2 separate regions of the Mus musculus genome follow, and region 2 is linked to region 1. A link is a loop called in an ENCODE intact Hi-C map of the cell type or tissue named here. Cell type or tissue: left cerebral cortex. All regions are shown on one strand. Links, peaks and the distances in the headings refer to the core of each region. The heading gives the core; the rest is flanking DNA. Region 1 overlaps Tgfbrap1 (transforming growth factor, beta receptor associated protein 1). Region 2 overlaps Mrps9 (mitochondrial ribosomal protein S9).

The links. Hi-C counts contacts between places; a loop is a spot of excess contacts. Peaks named below come from ENCODE experiments on the same cell type or tissue, not always from the same donor. Only the 100,000 strongest peaks of a DNase experiment are listed, where the experiment ranks them.
Region 2: a loop joins it to region 1, with 3 times the contacts of the local background. A loop is called at or near these places in 17 of 42 quality-filtered maps.

What each region holds. Positions count from the first base shown.
Region 1 is chr1:43,043,592-43,048,971 of GRCm38, reverse strand. It overlaps Tgfbrap1 (transforming growth factor, beta receptor associated protein 1), which reads left to right. Exons shown (of 12, transcript NM_001357299.1): 12 at 1-1,772. Among named protein-coding and RNA genes, the nearest start is that of Gm28782, 8.4 kb to the left of the region's middle. In left cerebral cortex, for the core only: no CTCF peak of the experiment used is centred there; DNase peaks (open chromatin) are centred at 960 and 2,467; H3K27ac peaks cover 748 bases.
Region 2 is chr1:42,899,800-42,905,179 of GRCm38, reverse strand. Mrps9 (mitochondrial ribosomal protein S9) reads right to left here. Exons shown (of 11, transcript NM_023514.4): 10 at 1,716-1,885. Among named protein-coding and RNA genes, the nearest start is that of Gm23126, 36 kb to the right of the region's middle. In left cerebral cortex, for the core only: no CTCF peak of the experiment used is centred there; no DNase peak of the experiment used is centred there.

The DNA of each region.
Region 1 (5,380 bases), core at 290-5,289:
GTGGGGAAAAGAGGAGAGGTCTAAGTGGGGAGCTGCTTTGCCTGTCCTGAAGACTGCAACAGAAAAGAGACCCAGGTTTATGAGGGCCCAGAAGCAGGTTTCTTTTCATCTACTTCCTGACTGGAAACGCCTCGACGGACATACACAACTCAGTGTTTTTATTTGAATTCATATCATCTTCGTAATTTTCTCATTTGGAATTTCTTCAGTTGTACTCATTACAGATATCTCTTTCCTCATTAAAATGTACCTCCTACTGAATACTTGGGAAATTCAAAGGGAAATGTGATCAGTAAACCAGTGAGCCTTCCAGGAGAGGCTCACACTGGCCTCTGCCCTGTAGCCCTGTAGCCTGTAGCTGGCAGCTGGGAGAGCGGCTTTTCCCTGTTCTGCCCACAGGTGTTTCTGTAGGATCTTAGGAGGCCAGGCCACCTTATCTGCCAGCACTTTCCATGCCTGCCCAGAGCTTTCCTGAACCCTCAGAGGAAAGGTCTCATCTGTGACCAACTGGACTTGGTATCTGTCATTGTCACAGACAAACTGCAGCTCTTGCCATTTCCCTGCTCTCTTTGAAGTCTCAGAGCCACCCCCAGGGTGGTGACTCTATGAGAACCTCAGGGCAGACAGCACAGCCTCTACCAGGATGCTTGGAAAAGAAGCATCATCTCCCGGGCTGCCGGGGCGGCCCCAGAACACACCCCACCCAGCCCATCTGCCAGACCCTGCCCACCCCCATTCCCTGTCCATTCTTGACAAAAGGATCTCTGCACTTACAATGATTGGTGTATTTCTTGTCCCTTTGGGATTCCCAGTAAGCCAGGGAGTAGAAGCGTCTTGAGTGTTCAGAGGACTGCGCCCCTTTCCCTACACGTGTTGAGTGTCTGAGAATAAATGATGAAGTCTCCTTGCAGCTCCGCTGTGTCCCAAGGATGACTGAGAACACTTCTCACTGCATCTCATTACAGCCCATGAATTGGCGGTTTCATCTGAAAGCGCTGTTTTTCATGCGCAGAACGGGTGCAGTCTCAGAAAGGACTTGTGACTGCTCACTCCTAATGTGGGGGACTCTAGTCTCTGAGTATTGATCTATAAAGAGCAGCCCAGCCGCCCCACCACCACCACCACCAAATCCTTTAAAGCAAACACTTATATAAGGCGGAGAATCACCTCACATGTTACAAACTATTACTTCCTTACCTTCTTCACACTCTCCCAGGGGCAATTTCACAAATCCCATTTTTAAGATGAATATATAACATAGTTTGTCACAGCCCTGCTCTTTTGTGACTGTCCCCTGGGTAGCACAACAGCTCTGTAAAACCATCCTAGCTGGAGCAACACTGGCTGAGCTTGGGTCACATTCGTATCTGGAAGGGAGCAGGAATGTTCAGTTTTGGGAATTGTCTATCTGCTGTTGCTTACCTGTGTTAATGTAGGCCTGTCACCTTGGCTGTGGGCACTGGGTTTGAACACAGAGCTGAGAGAGAGAGGCTCCTGTGAGCCATGCTTGACACTCCTGGAGCACAGAGAAATGGGTCACACTGTCACACGGCACCTGTTGCACAACTGGGGCAGTCCTTGCTTCCTGCTTGCTATCCCACAGGAATCTGTCCTCCTAGCTTCCTTTGCCTCTTAACGAGTCCCAAATCCACAAGATGTACAAATGTAAACTTGTTGATTTTATTAAAATTCTTCTAATTCTTTGTCCTTTTCTTGGGTCATTTTTTTTTTTTAAATAAACACTACATTGCTGAAGTACTGGTTTCCACAGATACTGCCTCACTCTAAGGTCCTCTGGAATCCAGCTGTACTCTGATTTTCCCTGTGCCCATGGATGTGCTGGTGGCAGCTGCAGCTGCCCCTTGGGCTCTTCTACAACTTGGCTGGATTTTAAACTCTACCTCAGCATTTATCTTCAGCTTATTCTTAGGGCACTCCTGTATACGCCATGCCTTCAGATGAACAAGGCACTGAGGCCTTGTGAACGAAGATATTCTGGGTGACAACTCATTGTCCTTGGAGCCAAATGCTCCAAGCTGTATGCTCCTGCATTCCAAATCCTGAACACATTCCAGAAATATAAACAGACCTTTCTACTTTCTTGGGGTGAAGAGATGCTTCACTGGGTAGGAGTGCTTGCTGCAAAGCATGAATGAGAACCTGATTCACAATCCCAGAACCCATGTTGAAAACCACGAGAAGTTGGCCTAGAAGCCCAGAGATATAGAGGGCAGAGACAACATTGCTCCAGGTTCGATGAGAGGCCCTGTCTGCAAGGATATTAAGAAGGAAAGTCAGAACTGGACACATGAGATCATCCTCGTGCCCCATGCACTTCCAACACACATGAGTACACCTTTTTTTTTTTTCTCAAATCAACCTCCCCCCCAAAAAATGGTCACAGTAGGTCTTTGAGCAAAGCTGTTGAATGCCACTAGTCTCTCATAGCTTCCAGCCTGGGTACTGCTCCACTCCTGAGAAAAGGAGGGGCTTGTTACTGCAAGGTTCTTCCTGATTCTTCTAACCCTGCTGTTAGGTAGGTGGGTAAATCTCACATCAGCAAGTGAGGCATGCTGCCAATGCACAGATTTCAAACAGGAAAGCTGGGATGGTGTTCTGGTGTTTTAGTTTGGCACTAGGTCATCAGGATGGTCCTAGCCTACAAATTCTGCCAAGTAAAGACACCCAAAAAACTAACCTGAGGTCACTGTTACTTGAACTACCACGGGTGCTGTGTTTAGAGAAGTGAGGCCACAGCTGTTTTTTTAAAAATTATTTTTAATGACTTATACACTGGTATCCTAGTATGTATTAGCATATTAGTAAAAAAAAAAAAAAAAAGCAAGATATGGTGGAAACCAAACTAGATGGAGGCTAGTCTGGGAAAAAGAGGCAGCATTCACACCGAATTGTGGAATTACTACAAAGACAAGAGATAAGGCAGAGGAAACATGAATTGTTCTAAATGAATCTTGAGGAGGCAAAGACTGGCGTCTGCCTCAGTTAAATGGGCTGTGACTTGTGTTAGGAGTAATTAGATATTAACTAACACCCCATTTGCTCCTAGCGAATCTGTCAACCTTAGCGTTCGAAATGAAAACCTGCAAGAATCTAAACCATATGGATCAGAGACCCTTTAACCTCCTCAGAAAAGCTCAGTGGCTAGAACACCATCTAAAAGCTTGTTAACATGCCGTTTGGAGAAAAGCGCTGAATTAATGACGCCTGCTTTCCTTTAGCTTGCAACCAGGGAAGGGAAACAAATAGCTATAATTCAGTCTGCAGCCTAGAGTTGTAAATTAGCTAAATGAGATCACGTGGCAAGAAAGAATTAGAAAGCAATACACAGCTAGTGAGATGAGTGTGACTTTATCAAAAAGATGCTGCCTCCGACACTTTCCCTGGACGTTGGGGTCTCATCCATGATCACTGGGTAGAGCTGGGTAGTATCCAAGGTCCCTTCAAGTGTAGGAATCAGGGTAAGGTAATAGCTGTGACTCGGCCTTCAACACTCAATGTTGCCCTCCGGGGCTTAGGGAACTGTGGTAGCACCCAGCACACAAATCCTGCTCAGCAGCAGCCTGGCTGGAGCTGTAGTGTGTCTGTCCCTATGGGATGTCAGGACTCCCACATCTCACTTCGTGCTCACTGCACAGGAAAGTGACCCCATAGCCACCCACGGGGGCTCTAGCTCTGCTGTCTGGTGTTCAGTTGCTCCTGTCCTCTAGTCTGTGCTAAGAAGCATTTTGCTTTGTCTCTAGCTTCTTTGAGTCCTTCACCACCATGGTCATCTTTATGGGACATTTTCCATTTCTTACTTGAGATAGTAATTTTCCCCCTTCAGATTCTATCTGTGTTCTTCCTAAGCTCAGCAGAAAAATCTCAGCCAGATCTCAGGAATACGAGCTAGATGACCTGGTCTTCGTTGCCTACGATTAAGCTGACTTACCCTCAGTGGTCAACACAAACGTTTTTGATTTTCCTGGATCAGTTGATGCACATGATAGAATTGGGGATTAGGGGCAGGCTGCCCAGTGTCCTTCGCTCCCACCTCTGTAGTCAGGATGTTACAGGAAAGCCCCCAAATCCACTCTAAATTGTTTCAATACATTGCTGAGTTGCAGACCACCATTGGCTGAAGCTTATAAATATGTATCACCAAATGCTAAACTTTTGCTTTCTTGGGAATTAGAGGACAAAAAAAGCGTTTCTTGGTTGTTTGCATAATAATGCGCACCCCTGAAAACAGTTTCTTTTGACTTCAAATAATTTACCAGAGTATACTTATTTTATATGAATAAACCACGTCAAGAAATCGGTATTGTGCCCTAAAGAAAAGCAGTAACTGTTACTACCAATGTTACTACATTTAAGAAGTGTTCCTCTTTAAACTGTAAACATATAGTCCATAAATCAGAGCATTATAAACACTATTTTTTTTACTAGAGCAGGACAGAGGCCAACTCAAAGGAGTCAATTCTCCTTCCATCATATAGGTTCTGGACTATCAGACCATCATACTTGGCAACAATCACTTTCAACCACTCAGCTATCGTACCAACCTTCCAACCACTTTCTTCTTCCATTTTGTTTTATATTTATGTGTAGGAGTATTTTGCCTGCATATATGTCTGAGCACCATATCCATGCAGTGCCTACAGAGGCCAGAAGACAGTGTTAGTTCCCCTGGGACAGGAGGTACAGATGATTATAAGGTGCTGTCAATTGAACCTGGGTCCTCTGAAAGAGCAGTCAGTGCTCTTCACATTTGACTCGTCTCTCCAGCCCCTGCAGCCACTTGTAAGGAATACCTTTCAGTAGCACATTGTCTGTCACGCAACCATTACCAACATCCAATTCTGCTTTTTCCTAATTTCTGAGATTCTGTGTTCAGTGAAGTGCAATAACTTCGCATTTCACTTTCCCTGGATCCGGCAACCACACTCTTCTTCCTGCTTCTGTGTTTCCAACAACACAGGTAGCCTAACTAAGTCAAAGTCTGCAGTTCCCTTCCATGATTGAACTCATTTGGACTATTGTAGCATACATGCATGCATGACAATTCCTTCTTAAAAGCAAATCGACAGTCCATTTCATGGTTTTTAAATAGTGTATTGGCTGGTGTTGTGCATCAACTGGACACAAACTAAAGTCATCAGAGAGAAAAGAGCCTCAGTTGAGGAAATGCCTCCATGAGATCTAGCTGTAAGGCATTTTCTTAACTAATGATCAATAGGAGAAGGCCCAGCCTATTGTGGGTAGTGCCATCCCTGGGATGGAGGTCCTGGGTGTTATAAGAAAGCAGGCTGAGGAAATCATGGAGAGTAAGCCAGTAAGCAGCATCCCTCCATGGCCTCTGCATCAGCTCCTGCCTCCAGGT
Region 2 (5,380 bases), core at 297-5,296, 140 kb after region 1:
TTTCTTTGGTTTTTAATACTCTTCAACTTAGGATGAAGCCATTTTTCTATGGTCAGTCATTATTCACTACGCTGAAATGTATTCTCCTTGTTTTTGAGGCTGGCCCTGAAGTTCTGATTCTCATGCTTTTGTCTCCCATGTGCTGCAGATACAGGTGTATGTCACTGTACCTGGGCAGTGAGGAAGCACACACACGCCTGCCAACAGCACAGCTGAAGTTCATATACAAACAGGGTTTGCTGAACATCGTTGAAAGAAGGAAGTATCTCACTAGAACTTCTGTGAAAATGGTATTCCTTGGTGTTTTACTTAAGAAGTTAAGTAAGTTCAGAGTTATTCTTTGGATAGAAACTGTTCTAGAAGAATAAAGTCACTTCCAGCTGGAAGCTGCAGCTTGTGTAATCATCAGAAGCAAAAATGGTTTGAGGCAACCCCTGGGTTACTTTACTTTCAGTGTATGGTCCGATGGGAATGTTAGTCACCATCGAAGACACTAGGAAAATCCAACTGCTGTATAATGTACATAGACTATTGCTTTTAGTTCTCCTTTTGTTGTTGAAGTCTCACTATGTGGCTCGGGCTGACCTGGAATTCTACATGTAGATCAGACTGGCTTTGAACTCACAGAGATCTGCCTGCTTCTGCCTCCCTAGTCCTGGGATTAATGGTGTGCATTCCTGATCCTGGCCCTTCTTACTTTTGTAACACTAGCAATCTTGCTATTGGCGCAGGGCATATGGTGGTATTTAGTAGGGGATTTATGGAATAAAATAACTATTATGAATGGAATAGAGGTATGTCCTATGTTATATCCAAAGCCATATGCACACCGCTCCAAAGAGCACAAGGGTTAAGTGGAATCCATCCAAACCCCCTTCACTACAGATTTTCACAAGTTAGTGAATTTCATTAAATGCCAAATTATTTATGTGAGCAACATTCTAAGAGAATTAAAAAAATAATTAAGTAGCCTAAGCCACAAGCTCTACTTCTATGATCCCAGTGGCTGCGCCACAGGCAGAGTCGCGAGACCACCTTCTATGGGTGGAAGTGAGGGAAGCTGGAAGCACTAGGTGGTTTCCAAAGCCTGCTGCATCTGCTGCACAGACCGAGCTTTCTTCCTGTGGATGGAGCAAAGGCCACCTTCAGCTTGAATGGCCTCTGCGTGTTATGTAATATCCAGCAGGATCAGGCATACTCTTTACCCTACCATGCAGTTGTCTTCATTCACTACCCAGGAGACAGGGTCACAAAGTGGAATGAAAAAGAAAAGCAAATCAAATTGTAATATCACAACAACAAAAGAGAAAAGCCCTGATGTTAGGAAACAGTTAATCTATCATTAACTAAAAAATTATCACTGACACTTATGAAGAAGTAAAAAAATCCAATTTGTTTCAAATATAGTTGAGTTATATGCTGGGTCTGCTGCACAAAAGATTATGCCTTAAGGCCAAAATAATTCCTGCAGGCCTTGGGCTGCATATTTCAGCAGAGACAAATGTCAATGGCTGGGAGGGAGAACCATTTCCTGTCCCAGTCTTGGGTTACGGTGTAGAAATCTAGCCTGCAACTGAGAGTTGTGGTTCTGCAGAATGGAGGGATGGAGGGGATGGAGGGGTCCTGAGAGCCACACCAGTGGGAGGCAGCATTCACACCCCCCGTCCCCACACCCGCCCACACACACACACACACACACACACACACACACCTACCTTGTCTCATCCACTCGACCTCATCCTCAGTGACGAAGCTGCACAAAGCTCTGGCCATCGCCAAGCGTATGGCGCCTGCCTGCGCTGACCTCCCTCCCCCGGAGACTGTGCAGGTCACATCGTGTCTCTCCAGCCGGTCCAGGAAGTGGAAAGGGAACATCAACTGTTCTCTAGGGCAGGGCACATCACATGGGTTAAGCCTCCTATGAAGATGTGACTTTGTGAACAGTTACAAAAACCAAATGGTGCCAGCCGCAGTTACACCAATCACAGAAACATGGCTCCTCCTGGGGTTTAGAATGCTTGGCTTATGTACAGCTCAAAGATTTTCTTTTTTTCTTTTTGGTGTGGTGGTGGCATGGGCAGAGTAGAGCAGTACATCAACTGTTACTGTTTACTGATAATCTCATGAGAACCTTGCAAGTTGTGAAGATCACCATGTAATGAAGCCTTACAGCCAAGGGGCACCATTACCCACTGAACCCAGCCTTTGAATTCAGCGGTCAGGTATACATTAATAGGCTTTCTCAAGCAAAACTCAGATGCCATTTGGCTTTCCTAAATGAGGTATATTTACTTCTGCAGAATGGACGGTACTCATCTGTTTAACGCTGTGTTTAAAGTTTCTAAAATCACAGTGAACATAACTATCTTCCTTCTACCCAAATCACAAATCCCTACTGTAGCTCCCTAAGATGCATGTACAGTCAGGCCCTGCAGGACCAAGGAGCAAACCACAGGTAGGCACCAAAGAGCAGCACACACAAGCATGGTCCTGAGCCCCTCTCACCCAGGAGAACAAGCACCTGCTCGCACCATTACATCAGTATGATGCTCACTGCCATCTCTATAGGAGTTGGATTTTGTTATTTTGCCTTCACCTCTGCTGAGTTTTTAATTTTAATGAATTTATTTATTTACTCAAGGCCGTGTGGGTGCTGGGCAAGCACTCTATCCCTGAGCTCCAGTATCTCCTGAACTTGTACTTCAGGAAATCCATTTGTATCGCATCATTTGCCTTGTCTGCCACTGCAGCTTTTACCGTTAGCTCTGAGCTGAGTACAGCTGGAGATGCAAACACAACTTTTCACACCAAACAGATAAGGAAATAACCCCTGTGAGTGGAGCCACAGAAACACTTCAAGGCCAGAGCAAGCTGTATCTGTAACGGTGCATCCAAGGACTGGCCAATTCCACAACAGACATAAGCCTACCCTGCTTTTTTTGACAGAATACTTAAGGCAACCAGACAAAACTAGCCATACTATTGTAAGCAACAGCCATATTATGGAAACCAAGGGAGCCAGAGACTGATAACCAAAGTGTGACACTGCAGGGCAGAGTGGGGCTGTCTGACGCATGCGCTGAGGAAGTCCCCACATCACCTGGCAGGAAGAGAGTTTGCAACAGAAGTGAAGCTACAAAAGAGGCTTTTGACCAACCATTTGTTTGAGACCATAAACATTTATCTGTCTCAATACTCAAGGTTTTTAGATTCCAAAATACATGCTTATATAATCAATCACCAGACCAAAATTCAGAAAAACAAAACTGAACTGCAGAATAAAATTTCTGGAGCTACATTAGTCATGGAGGCAGAATGGTCAAGGTGAGACAGATGACAAAAGTCTGCAGAGCGGGAAGTTGGAAGGACACTGAGTGTAAAACAATCTACAAGCCTCACCCCAAACTTTAACAACTAGTCATGCTGCTGCCACTGGTACCAGTTTTAAACCAGCACAGACTTGCAGGTTCATCAAAGGAAAACCCTTCACATCGCAGCACTTCCTCTCTCAGGAGTGCCGATGAAAGCCTTCACTGCAAACCCCACACTGTCTTAGTTGTACAAACTGGCATGCTTCAAAAATTTACAAATCAATGATTTCCTCGTTTATATGTTCTCTGAATGCTAGTCCTCTGGTACCAAATACAGACACTGATTTTTGTGTAGCTGCTTCAAATGCACGCCTGTTCCTTCTACTACGCGATTAGCGCATGTAAGTATCAGTTAGTTCAGCTTTCCAGAAAGGTTATCAACTTCTCTTGTGTCCCAAATTCCAGGCACACAGCAATCCATGTTTGTTGTAAATAAGAGCAAATGAAAGACCTCTGCTGACCCTGGGGAGGCACCACTGCAGCATCCTCACGGTCAGCTTTCCCTCTGTAAAATGGCAGCCCTCACAGAAATAACCCTGGGAGGATGAACAGGTCCAGTGACTTGAAGAACAGCAGCGCGGAGATCATCGTGCACAGCTCCCTCTCCCAGCTGCAGGTCTGGCTTCGAAGCTTTGCGTCTGAAGTTACACAGCTCAGAAACAGACCCTTGCTTCTGCCATCTCCCAGTGACAGAGGTCTCTTCACTGTTGACTCAAAATTATCAGCCCTGCTTCTCTGGAAGGAAAGGGTAGCACATCGCTAGCAGGGCCCCCCATTCCCCAAGGCTATCTTAAGTCAGTCAGAGCGTCTGCGTGTCCCTTCCCACTAAGAGCAGCAGCACTAGGCTTCCCAACCAGATGTTCCTTAATAGCAGGTATCATCTTTAATAGTAGTCATAACCATCTAATAGTAGGCACTGACATCTTTCGCATAAAGGGCCACAGATAATGTTGCTGGTTGAATTCAAACTAAAAGACTCAGCTGCCAGGAGTAGTGGAAGTACCTTCAATCACAGAGCTTGGGAGGTAGAGGCAGGTGATCTCTGTGCCTCAGACTTGGGTGGGTCTCACAGCAAGTTCCAGGACAGCCAGAGCCATGCAGTGAAACCCTGTCTCAACCTGGGGTGGTGGCAGGGAGTTGGGGAGATGTAAGATTTAAGGTGAAACTGAATTTCCAGACTAAGCTATGGTTAAGACTGGTGGTTAAATCATAGGTAACTATGTCTGCACACCAAATCACAGAGAGGCCAGCCATCCTTGCTGTTTCTGCTGAAGTCACTATCCTGTGGTGTGGGCCTCTCGCTGGCTTCTCCTAGGCTCCCTGCATCTATTCCAGTGAGATAATGGCTGAGAACGTTTAATTTGTATCACACAGAGTTAAGAACAAATTCCCTCTTGACACGGGGACACATTCAAATACAAGGAATGCACTTTCCTGAGGCAGTTACTGTTGCTTTACACAACACAGGCATAGAGGAGCCTCAGCCCCCTGCCTTACACACCAGCGCGCACTCTGGACACAGGAGTAGAAGGTAGGAAATAATCTCGCAGCACCTCGTCTGCACAGAGCCAAGTCGTGGGATAGCTGCCGTCCACAAGAAGAGCTCTGCATGGCGGCTCACTCAGAGCTCCAAGGGAGGACAGCGAATGGACAGAAGCCGTGAAACGCCTGATTGGGAAAACACCTACCTTTTCAGGAATAATGCACACAGAACCAGGAACGGACAAAAGTTGTGTTTTGACTTTACTCCAGACAGGTTTCTTTGCTTCCTCCATATATGAACAATTAATTCCCTCCAGAAGGAGGAAGTTGAAAGGGAAAAGGCAGACACTTTCTAGTGTTCACAATTGGGAAAACGAGCCGAAGCTCCGGAGCTCTCCCCTCCCCTCCCCTGCTTTGCCAGCGTTGGTTTCTGGGGCAGCTGCTTTCTGTGAACACCGTCTTTCCATCAGGAGGGCATGCGCTTCCCTTACACTCTGGCATTGGCATGCTCTGCACTTCAAATGTGA